2 separate regions of the Homo sapiens genome follow, and region 1 is linked to region 2. A link is an interaction called in ENCODE POLR2A ChIA-PET data of the cell type or tissue named here. Cell type or tissue: GM12878. All regions are shown on one strand. Each heading gives the region's core, and the rest is flanking DNA. Links, peaks and the distances in the headings are about the cores only. Region 1 overlaps GNE (glucosamine (UDP-N-acetyl)-2-epimerase/N-acetylmannosamine kinase). Region 2 overlaps RNF38 (ring finger protein 38).

Evidence for each region. Peaks named below come from ENCODE experiments on the same cell type or tissue, not always from the same donor. Only the 100,000 strongest peaks of a DNase experiment are listed, where the experiment ranks them.
Region 1: POLR2A ChIA-PET joins it to region 2 with 5 read pairs; 5 of 35 experiments call an interaction of 5 or more read pairs at or near these places.

Annotation. Positions count from the first base shown.
Region 1 is chr9:36,250,165-36,255,544 of GRCh38, forward strand. All of the region lies in intron 1 of GNE (glucosamine (UDP-N-acetyl)-2-epimerase/N-acetylmannosamine kinase), which reads right to left. Among named protein-coding and RNA genes, the nearest start is that of GNE, 5.6 kb to the right of the region's middle. In GM12878, for the core only: no CTCF peak of the experiment used is centred there; no DNase peak of the experiment used is centred there.
Region 2 is chr9:36,380,503-36,385,882 of GRCh38, forward strand. The region is part of intron 2 of RNF38 (ring finger protein 38); the gene reads right to left. Among named protein-coding and RNA genes, the nearest start is that of RNF38, 17 kb to the right of the region's middle. In GM12878, for the core only: no CTCF peak of the experiment used is centred there; DNase peaks (open chromatin) are centred at 2,769 and 3,019; H3K4me3 peaks cover 789 bases; H3K27ac peaks cover 1,887 bases.

The DNA.
Region 1 (5,380 bases), core at 244-5,243, 130 kb before region 2:
AAAATTACTGCCCCAACATTCCAGATCATGTCTCATAAGGAACACAGGCTATTCACTCTCACACTATACACTTCCTAAATACAAGGTATTGTGATTAATGCTGGGCAGGAGAAAGATGAGTAAGATAAAAACCTGACCTTCAAGCCCTCATTAGTACCTACACACCAGTGCCAACAAAACTGACAACTCCAAATGCCTATCAGATATCTCCTGCTGTATGTCCTATAAACACCTTAAAGTCAGTGTCCCAAACTGAACTCATTTTCTTTTCGGAAGCTGTTCCTCCTCAATTGTTCTCTGAGTTATGCAATTTCATTCATCCAAATGCCTTCAAATCCTTGTCTTTTCTGTTCTTCACCCCATATCTCCAAAATGCTGTCAATTCCACCCCCTAAATATCTTTCAAATCTATCTCCTCCTCTTCATCCATACAAGGACTTCCCCTAGTCCAGTCCCTCATTTTAGGTCTGGACGATCTTAACAGCTGTCAAGTGGTTTGCCTGTCTCCTATAAACTTTCTTACTTATTTATTTAGAGACAAAGTCTCACTCTGTCGCCCAGGTTGGAGTGCAGTGGCACGAGCTTGGCTCACTACTACCTCCGCCTCCCAGATTCAAGCAATTCTCCTGCCTCAGCCTCCCGAGTAGCTGGGATTATAGGTGCCCACCACCATGCCCAGCTAATTTTTGTATTTTTAGTAGAGATGGGGTTTTGCCATGTTGGCCAGGCTGGTCTTGAACTCCTGGCCTCAAGTGATCCACCCACCTCGGCCTCCCAAAGTGCTGGGATTACAGGCAAGAGCCATTGCGCCCGGCCTCCTACAAACTTTCAAAGTGATCTTCCTTTCCACCATCTCTTCCCTGCCTAAAATTACCCTTCTCTGTGCCAAAGTGCCAGCCATACCAAACTGCCTCCAGTTCAACTAGTGAATCTCCGTATATCTATACCTTTATAGATGCCACCTACTTTTTCCTAAAACTTCCTTTCCTCCTTGCTGGTCTTCTACTCATCCTTCAAAACTCCATCTAAGTGTCATCCTTTCTGGAAAGGCTTCACACAAACCTCAGGTCCTCCTCCCCCACGTTTCTCAGTTGCTGCCTCGCTCTGAGCGTTATGGCCCTCCCATTCACAGATATACTGTTGCTCAGCTCCACTGCTCGCTCATCCCTCCCTGCCATGCTATACCCTCCATTCAAAAAGTAAAATCAGGGGCAAGGAATAAGAGATTTGTTTTATGGAATTTTTTAAAAAGTTTTTACATTTTTGGAGATGGGATCTTGCTATGTTGCCCAAGCTAGAGTGCAGTAGCTATTCACAAGCACGATCATAGCTCATTGCAGCCTGGAACTCCTGGGCTCAAGCAACCCCCCCACCTCAGCCTCCTAAGTAGCTGGAACTACAGGCATACACCACTGAGCCAGACTTGGAACATGTTAAACTTCTCTAAATCAACATAAAATTTCACCTCATGGACTCTGATCTCAATGTTCATGTTTCAGTAAGTGTATCAATATTTAGAACTTGTAATCAGGAATCCAGAGACACTTCAGTAAGGATTCCAATTCTAGGGGTGCCATCCTTTAGATGAGGGTAAACTCTGAAATTCACTGGAAATTCCATCAGTAGCCCTCTGCTGTTGGTACCTCAACACTCTCTTAGGCTAAAATTCTGTGACCATGCAAACGGTCCCATCATTAGGTCCACTCTGAATTTATAATCCCCAGTAAAAGCTAATTTCACCCAATGGCAAACACTTACAATATAACGAAACGGGCATTCCACCAAGAGAGTTATATTCAGAAGACCCAAGCACTATCTGATCTTTTTTTTTTTTTTTTTGAGACAGAGTCTTGCTCTGCCACCCAGGCTGGAGTGCAGTGGTGCAATCTCGGCTCACTGCGACCTCCGCCTCCTGGGTTCAAGCAATTCTCCTGCCTCAGCCTCCCGAGTAGCTGGGATTACATGCATGTGCCACCATGCTGGGCTAATTTTTTCTATTTTTAGTAGACATGGGGTTTCACCATGCTAGCCAGACTGGTCTCGAACTCCTGACCTCATGATCCACCCGCCTCGGCCTCCCAAAGTGCTGGGATTACAGGCATGAGCCACCGCACGTGGCCGCACTATCTAATCTTTAAAGAGACAAAAATATTCTTCCAAAAATGGTTGTCGTAAGTGTTCTTGTATATAATCCTTCTTCCAGTGATCAAATTTGAGCTGAAAAAATTGTTGGTAATATTTAATTTGCTGAGGCAAAACAAATCATTCATGGTTTGTCAATTTGTATTTATTTTACAAAGAACAGTAAATGTTCCATCTGGCAGTACTAAAATGCTTATTTACCAGGTTACTCAAAGGTTATTCTACCTAAACTGAGAGCAAGCTGGCCATATAAATAAATGGTGAAAAATACAACAATGTTACCTAGAAACCTAAAAAACCTTAAAAAGTCAAAGCTTTTTCAAGGAAAGAAGTTAAATCTTAAAAATAAAATTAAGGTAAAATGCCTTTTTAAGGGGAGGTTTTAAAAAATAATTTTAATTAACTAAATTTTTGATCAGGTAGTATATTCACATGGTTTAAAATTGAAAAGTCACAAGAGGTTAAGTAGCAATAAGTCTTTTCATCTGTGTTCCCCAGCTAGCTAGTTCTTTTCCCTGGAAGCAGTTACTGGTTTCCTATCTGTCCTTCCATGGATAAACTATGATAATATAAATAAATATATGGCTCACGCCTGTAATCCCAACACTTTGGGAGGCCGAGCTGGGTGGATCACGAGAGGTCAGGAATTCAAGAACAGCCTGGCCAACATGGTGAAACCCCATCTCTACTAAACATACAAAAAAAATTAGCCAGGTGTTGTGGCACACACCTATAGTCCCAGCTACTTGGGAGGCTGAGGCAGGAGAATCACTTGAACACATGAGGCGGAGCTTGCGGTGAGCCAAGATGGTGCCACTGCACTCCAACCTGGGCAACAGAATAAGTCTCTATCTAAATATATATATATATGATGTGTATATATATGATGTATGTATGTGTATACATACACACATACACAACGTATATTACAAAATTGGTAACATATTCTATAAACTGTTGGGGCAAAGCTTACTTTTTTTTTTTTTTAAAATACAGTCTCCCTCTGTTGCCCAGGCTAGAGTGCAGTGACATGACCTTGGCTCACTGCAACTTCCACCTCCCCAGTTCAAGAGATTCTTGTGCCTCAGCCTCCTGAGTAGCTGGGATTACAGGTGCCCGCCACCACACCCACCAAATTTTTTTGTATTTTTAGCAGAGACGGGGTTTCACCATGTTGTCCAGGCCAGTCTCAAACTCCTGACCTCACATGATCCACCCACCTCGGCCTCCCAACGTGCTAGGATTACAGGCATGAGCCACCGCGCCCAGCCACAAATCTTACTTTTTAAAATGCTTTTAATTATGACTCAAATGGTAGAATGAGAACATTTAAAGATATTGGAAATATCAAATCTAAAAGTGCAAAATTTTGGAAATTGCTGGCCATCAGCTTTTCAAATATACAAAGAGTTATAAGAGCCCTAAAATTTAGCAAAAACATTCAACTTTGGCTGGGCACAGTGGCTCATGCCTGTAATCCCAGCACTTTGGGAGGCTGAGGTGGGCGGATCACCTGAGGTCACGAGTTGGAGACCAGCCTGGCCAACATGGTGAAACCCCATCTCTACTAAAAATACAAAACTTAGCAGGGTGTGGTGGCGTGCACCTGCAATCCCAGCACTGAGGAGGCTGTGGCAGGAGAGTTGCTTGAACCTGGGAGGCGGAGGTTGCAGTGAGCCGAGATTACACCATTGCATTCCAGCCTGGGAGACTGATCGAGACTCCATTTCAAAAAAAGAAAAAGAAAAATTAGCCAGGCATGGTAGCGCGTGCCTGTAATCCCAGCTGCTTGGGAGGCTGAGGCACAAGAATCGCTTGAACCCAGGAGGCAGAGGTTGCAGTGAGCTGAGATCGCACCACTGCACTCCAGCCTGGGCAAAAGAGTGAGACTTTGTCTCAAAATAAATAAATAAATAAATAAATAAAAACAAGAAATCTGGCTGGACATGGTGGCTCATGCCTGTAATCCCAGCACTTTGGGAGGCTGAGGCAAGAAGGACTCCTTGAAGTCAGGAGTTCAAGACCAGCCTGGGCAACATAGCAAGACTCCTGTCTCTACAAACAAATTTTTTTTAATTAGCTGAGTGTGGTTGTGCACACCTGCGGTCCTAGCTATTTGGGAGGCTGAGGCAGGAAGATCACTTTAGCCCAGGAGTTTGAGGCTGTAGTGAGTTATGATCATGCCACCGCACTCCAGCCTGAAAGACTGAGCAAGACCCTATCTTTAAAAAAATTAAAATTTAAATCCAGCCTGGGGCAAGTAAATTTCCTTTTGTAAGGAGGCAATCACTTTTCATCAGTACTTACAATGGACAGTCTTGAGTTGAGAGAATGCAAAAAGCTGCTTTCAAGAATTGAGTTTCGGCCGGGCGCAGTGGCTCACGCCTGTAATCCCAGCACTTTGGGAGGACGAGGCGGGCGGATCACCTGAGGCCAGGAGTTCAAGACCTGCCTGGCTAACATGGCAAAACCCCATCTCTACTAAAAATACAAAAATTAGCCAGGCATGGTGGCAGGCGCCTGTAATCCCAGCTACTGGGGAGGCTGAGGCAGGAGAATCACTTGAACCCGGGAGGCGGAGGTTGCAGTGAGCCGAGATCCTGCCACTGCACTCCAGCCTGGGCAACAAGAGTGAGATTCCATCTCAAAAAAAAATAATTGGGTTTCTCAGATTGCCAGTGAGTTCAAGATGAAGGCAAGCTTGTCTATAAACCTGGCCTTAGGTAACATTGTTCTATTTTTCAGTTTACTCATATGGCCAGCTTGCTCTCAGTTTAGGTAGAATAACCTTTGAGTAACTGGTAAGTACGAGGCATTTTAGTACTGCCAGATGGAACATTTACTGTTCTTTGTAAAATAAATATAAATTGACAAACCATGAATGATTTGTTTTGCCTCACAGTATTTTTCTTTTTTCTTGAGACGGAGTGTCACTCTGTTGCCCAGGCTGGAGTGCAGTGGTGCGACCTCAGCTCACTGTAACCTCCACCTCCCGGGTTCAATCAATTCTCCTGCCTCAGCCTCCCAAGTAGCTGGGATTACAGGCGCACGCCACCATGCCTGGCTAATTTTTGTATTTTTTTAGTTGAGACGCGGTTTCAACTAAACCAGGCTGTTCTCGAACTCTTGACCTCAAGTCATCTGCCTTGGCCTTGCCTCACAAAAATTAAAAATGTAAATTAAAAGCCACAAGAGGCTAAATAGCAAAAAGTCTTCTCATATGTGTTCCCCAGCTATA
Region 2 (5,380 bases), core at 272-5,271:
TTTTTTTTTAAAGACAGTCTCACTCTGTCATTGAGGCTGGAGTGCAGTGGCACGATCTCAGCTCACTGCAACCTCCACATCCCGGGCTAAAGAGATGCTCTCACCTAAGTCTCCCAAGTAGCTGGGACTACAGGTGCACACCACCATGACCAGCTAATTAAAAAAAAATTTTGGAGATACAAGGTCTCACTATATTGCCCAGTTTGGTCTCAAACTCCTGGGCTCAAGCAATCCTTCCACCTCGGCCTCCCACAGTGCTGGGATTACAGGTGTTGAGTCATTACGCCTGGCTAACAAACATGCTTTTAAAATGCAGTGCTAAATGCAGGGGAAAAAAGGGAAATCATCAAGGACTCAGAAACTGAGGAAAACTGAAGACCAAATTTGTATTTTTGATGCTCTCAAGAGGAATAGAAGATAAGGCCTTATGACTGAGACCCCTACATGAAGTAGTCAAAATTTCCAAAGTAGTACACTTAAAAAGGAAGACAAGAAAAAGTCATTCCAGTGGAAAAGAGAAGGAAACGTCAATAAGGAAATGTCTGCTCTGTGTTGACTTCGAGTGGAAGTGGGTTTCTCCCGTGAGAATTCAAACTTAGGTTCACTCCTCACACCCTATTTGGGGTTCAGATTTTCACGATCCATGCTGTCTGTGAACCTCTAAACATAAAAACATAAAAACTCATCCAGAACTACGCTACTACAAGGTCTCTTTACATGAGTAAATACAAAACTGAATCTGGAAGGATATTCCCACTGCTTTTGTAAACTAAAAATAAAATCCCCCCCAAATGACTGAACTGACTCTCTCTTGACTACAGAGACCCCAGAGAAACTAGAAAAATTGAGTTCTTGGCCTGGACAGGAAGGAAGACTAGATACACCTCATTTTATCTCTCCATCCCCTGCTTCTGGAGTTTAGGCAAAACTGACCAGCATTAATGTTAAAATAGAAATTATAGGACCTAACAGAATGGACTTTTTGTGACAATAAGATACCAAATTATAAACAGGACCTAAGGCCAAGCCAGACAAGGGTTAACTCACACACCCCTACAGGTCACTCTAACCCAGTGTATTGGTTAACAGACTTTCTTATAAGATTCCCTTCTGCTGAATCCAAATTTTTAGACAAAGCTTTACTCTATAAACCAACTGCAAATTACAGAATCTCATCTCTGAATCCACCTAAAATCTTTAAGTCCTCACTTCAAGATATTCTGTGTCTTTTCGGTTTGAAACAATGTATACTTTCCATGTATTGATTTATGACTTTGTAACTCCTGCCTCCCTAAAACTGTAATTCGACTGTAGTGGGTACATTTCCTTGGGACCTCCTGAGACTGTTTCCCAGACCATGGTCACTCATATTGTCTCAGAATAAACCTCTTTAAAATGTTTTCACAGAGTTGGGTCTTTCCATTAATACCTATGCCAGTAGTTCTCAAACCTTCATGCTTCAGAAACACCAGATTGCTTGCTGGCCTCACTCCCCCGTCTCTAATTCAGAAAGTCTGGACCAGAGGTCCATGAACTGTCATCTCTACTATTATCCCAGGTGATGATGCTTGGATAATTTAGATTTTGAATTATCAGGCAGAGAAGTTCTTTCCCTCCTCTCCTTGTTGATTCTAGGCCAGTGGACCAACTTTTCAAAGTACCAAGTGTTGACAATTTAAAATTCATAAGATGTTGATTCAAATCTGGTACAAGTACTGTCTCTATTATTTAATAATATAGAACGTTGTACAGACATTACAGTATAGAACACTGCTACAGATTTAGGGATCAAGGGAGGTCAAAGAGGTCATAATGGGAGGAAGGAAGGAAAGGCAGGTTTTATGCTTAGCATTAAATCTGATAAAAATGAGTCTAGGAGTACACCTCTATTAACACCAAACCATTTTTATTACCAAAACATCAACAGAAGTGAAATGAACCTGAGGCAGGCATAAGAATGCATTCCATAATTCCAGATGAACAAGTCAGAAGTCATTAAAGGCTAAAGAAAAACAATTTTATATGTAATATATATCTTGGGTTTATATATATATCAGCAAGTCTTAGAGATAATAGGAGATGCTGAGCCAGACAAACTTTTCCCAAAACAGAAACAGGTTTCAAGTTCTACTCAGTGACTACAACATGCCTCTAATGGCAACCACTAGTGAGCCCTAAGGACTTCCTTCCCAAAGCAGCAAAGAGGCAACTTGTGTGGGGAAATGGAATTTCTCAAGAACCTGGTCCTCTTTCTAATCAGTCAGGACTACTCTTCACCTTAGATTTACAAATAAGCACAGCATGAGTTAAGAATCTTCAATTCTCCTTTAAACTCCCAGACTTTCTCTACTTGCCTTAATTACCTTTAACAAAAATGAAGTTTCTTATTCCACAATTAAGGAAAAACAGTTAAATGCAAAGGGCCCAGGAAGAGCAAACTCTCACTAAATTTTATTCATTTTAAATAAATGTGAAAACACTTAGAAATCAACACTCTATATAAGCAACTTGTTACTAAAAAATAAGACAAGATCCTTTTTTGTTTTGCAGAAGATGGATATAAGCTGGGGAAAGCAGAAAATTAAGAATTTTATATTTGGATCACACAATAGTTTACAAAATGACTTCTAACATTACCTCATTTTATTCTCCACAAGCTGAGGTTTTCATTTTTAAACTATGTCCAGATAATACGTAAAATGTGGTTTTTTGGTTGCTGAGACAGAGTCTCGCTCTGCTGCCAGGCTGGAGTGCAGTGGCGCGATCTCAGCTCACTGCAACCTCCGCCTCCTGGGTTTAGGCGATTCTCCTGCCTCAGTCTACCAAGTAGCTGGGACTACAGGCGCGCACCAGCCAATTTTTGTATTTTTAGTAGAGATGTATTTCACCATGTTGGCCAAGACAGTCTTTATTTCTTGACCTCATGATCCGCCCACTTCAGCCTCCCAAAGTGCTGGGATTATAAGCATGAGCCACCACGGCCGGCCTAAATGTGTTTCTATTAGTGAAACTGAAACTTTTTAAGGCAGTTCAGTGAACATGCTGCCCTTGAACTACATAATGTACACAGTCTCATTTCACATAGGACTTTCATTTGATGTATAATTCTTATACTCCTCAGATCACAATTTTGCAATGAAATTCTGTCTCTCAACCAGACAACTAATATATTCTCCTGAAATGTTATTTTACTTGCAGATATAGAAGAGGCTCTGAATGTTGTTTTCAAAAGTTACCATGTTGTTTTCAAAAGTTACCATAAACATGCAGAAACAAAAAAATTTTGCTCTTTGATACGTGCCAAGTTTTTTTTTTTTTAAACCGAAGCCCAAAGAAAATAACAGTTTGATATGCAGTGGCTGCTCAGAAAGGCACTCTAGTAGTATAACGTATTGCAATCACACCATGATGAATAGTAAAATACGGTATTTTCCTATCATTGGCTATAACTGCTAGTCCACCAAAACACAGGAACTATAAATAAAGTGGTTTCCTAAGTCTAAGGAGGCCTGCATGGCTAGTATTTGAGTAACAGACTAGTGATGTTATATACTATATTTTTCACAGTTCCTAATTACACAAAACATCACTGGTTCACAAAAACTAATTTAGCTTGATGCTACAATTGTAAGTATCACTATATTTCTACCAGAATACTAGATTCTACTCATGTATCTGTAACTATAATAATTTTAAGCTATAATTATAGATAAGAGACTAAAACAAAAAATCTAAAGTATAAACATGAAACCAGTGAAAATAGGAAAGATACTAAAACAACCTGAAATCAAGAGATCCTTTGAGAGATACCCCGCCTGGAGGTGTTCTGTAAACAGCTGAAGCTCAGAGGGTAGGAATATAAATTTAGGAGTGTTGATATACAGATCATCATTCATGAAGCTGCAGACATAGACAAAATTGCCCCTCAAAAGTTTATGTAATGAAAACAAGGCCCAATACGGAAACCTAAGAAACACCAACATTTAATGCTGGGTACTTGATTAGCAGGAGGGTGGAGTGTGATGGAAGCCAGGCGAAGGAGGTTTCAAGGATGCAGGATGAAGGGCTGAAAAATATCCACCAGATGTATTAGGTGAGTGCAAAAATAACTGCAGTTTATGCAGTGTTGGAATTTGCCGTTTGGTATTGGAATACGTTCTTAAATAAATGTGGTTATGTTATATATCATTTTAATGGGAATTTCTCACTTTATGTTCTTTGTTAATGACTTATTACTTGCTATTTATGTTTATTTTAGGCTAAGGAAATGATGTTAGACAAAAAGCAAATTCAAGCAATTTTCTTATTTTAGTTCAAGGTGGGTCATAAAGCAGCAGAGACAACTTGCAACATCAACAATGCATTTGGCCCAGGAACTGCTAACGAATATACAGTGCAGTGGTGGTTCAAGAAGTTCTGCAAGGGAGGCGAGAGCCTTGAAGATGAGGAGCATGGCTGGCCATCAGAAGTTGACAATGACCAATTGAGAGCAATCATCGAGCTGATCCTCTTACAACTACATGCGAAGTTGCCGAAGAACTCAACATGAATTGTTCTATGCTATGGTAGGTTGGCATTTGAAGCAAATTGGAAAAGTGAAAAAGCTCGGTTAAGTGGGTGCCTCATGAGCTAACCGAAAATTTAAAAAAAAAAAATCGTTTTGAAGTATCATCTTCTCTTATTCTACACAAGAACAAGGAACCATTTCTTGATCAGATTTTGTTATGAGAGGAAAAGTGGATTTTATACAACAACCGATAACCAGCTCAGTGGGTGGACCAAGAAGTAGCTCCAAAGCACTTCCCAAAGCCAAACTTGCACCAAAAAGAGGTCACAGTCACTGTTTGGTGGTCTGCTGCTGGTCTGATCCACTACAGCTTTTTTTTTTTTTTTTGGAGACAGTTTCGCTCTTGTCATCCAGGCTGGAGTGCAATGGCGCGATCTCGGCTCACAGTAACCTCCGCCTCCCGGATTCAAGTGATTCTCCTGCCTCAGCCTCCCGAGTAGCAGGGATTACAGGCATGTGCCACCACATCCGGATAATTTTTGTATTTTTAGTAGAGATGGGGTTTCACCATGTTGGCCAGGCTAGTCTTGAACTCCTGACCTCAGGTGATCCACCCGCCTCAGCCTCCCAAAGTGCTGGGATTACAGGCATGAGCCACCGTGCCCAGCCACTACAGCTTTCTGAATCCCTGCAAAACCATTACATCTGAGAAGTATGCTCAGCAAATTGATGAGGTGCACCGAAAACTACAATGCCTGCAGCCAGCACTGGTCAACAGAAAGGGCCCAGTTCTTCTCGTTGAATTCTTGGCACGTCGCACAACCAACGCTTCAAAAATTGAACAAATTGGGTTACAAAGTTTTGCCTCATCTG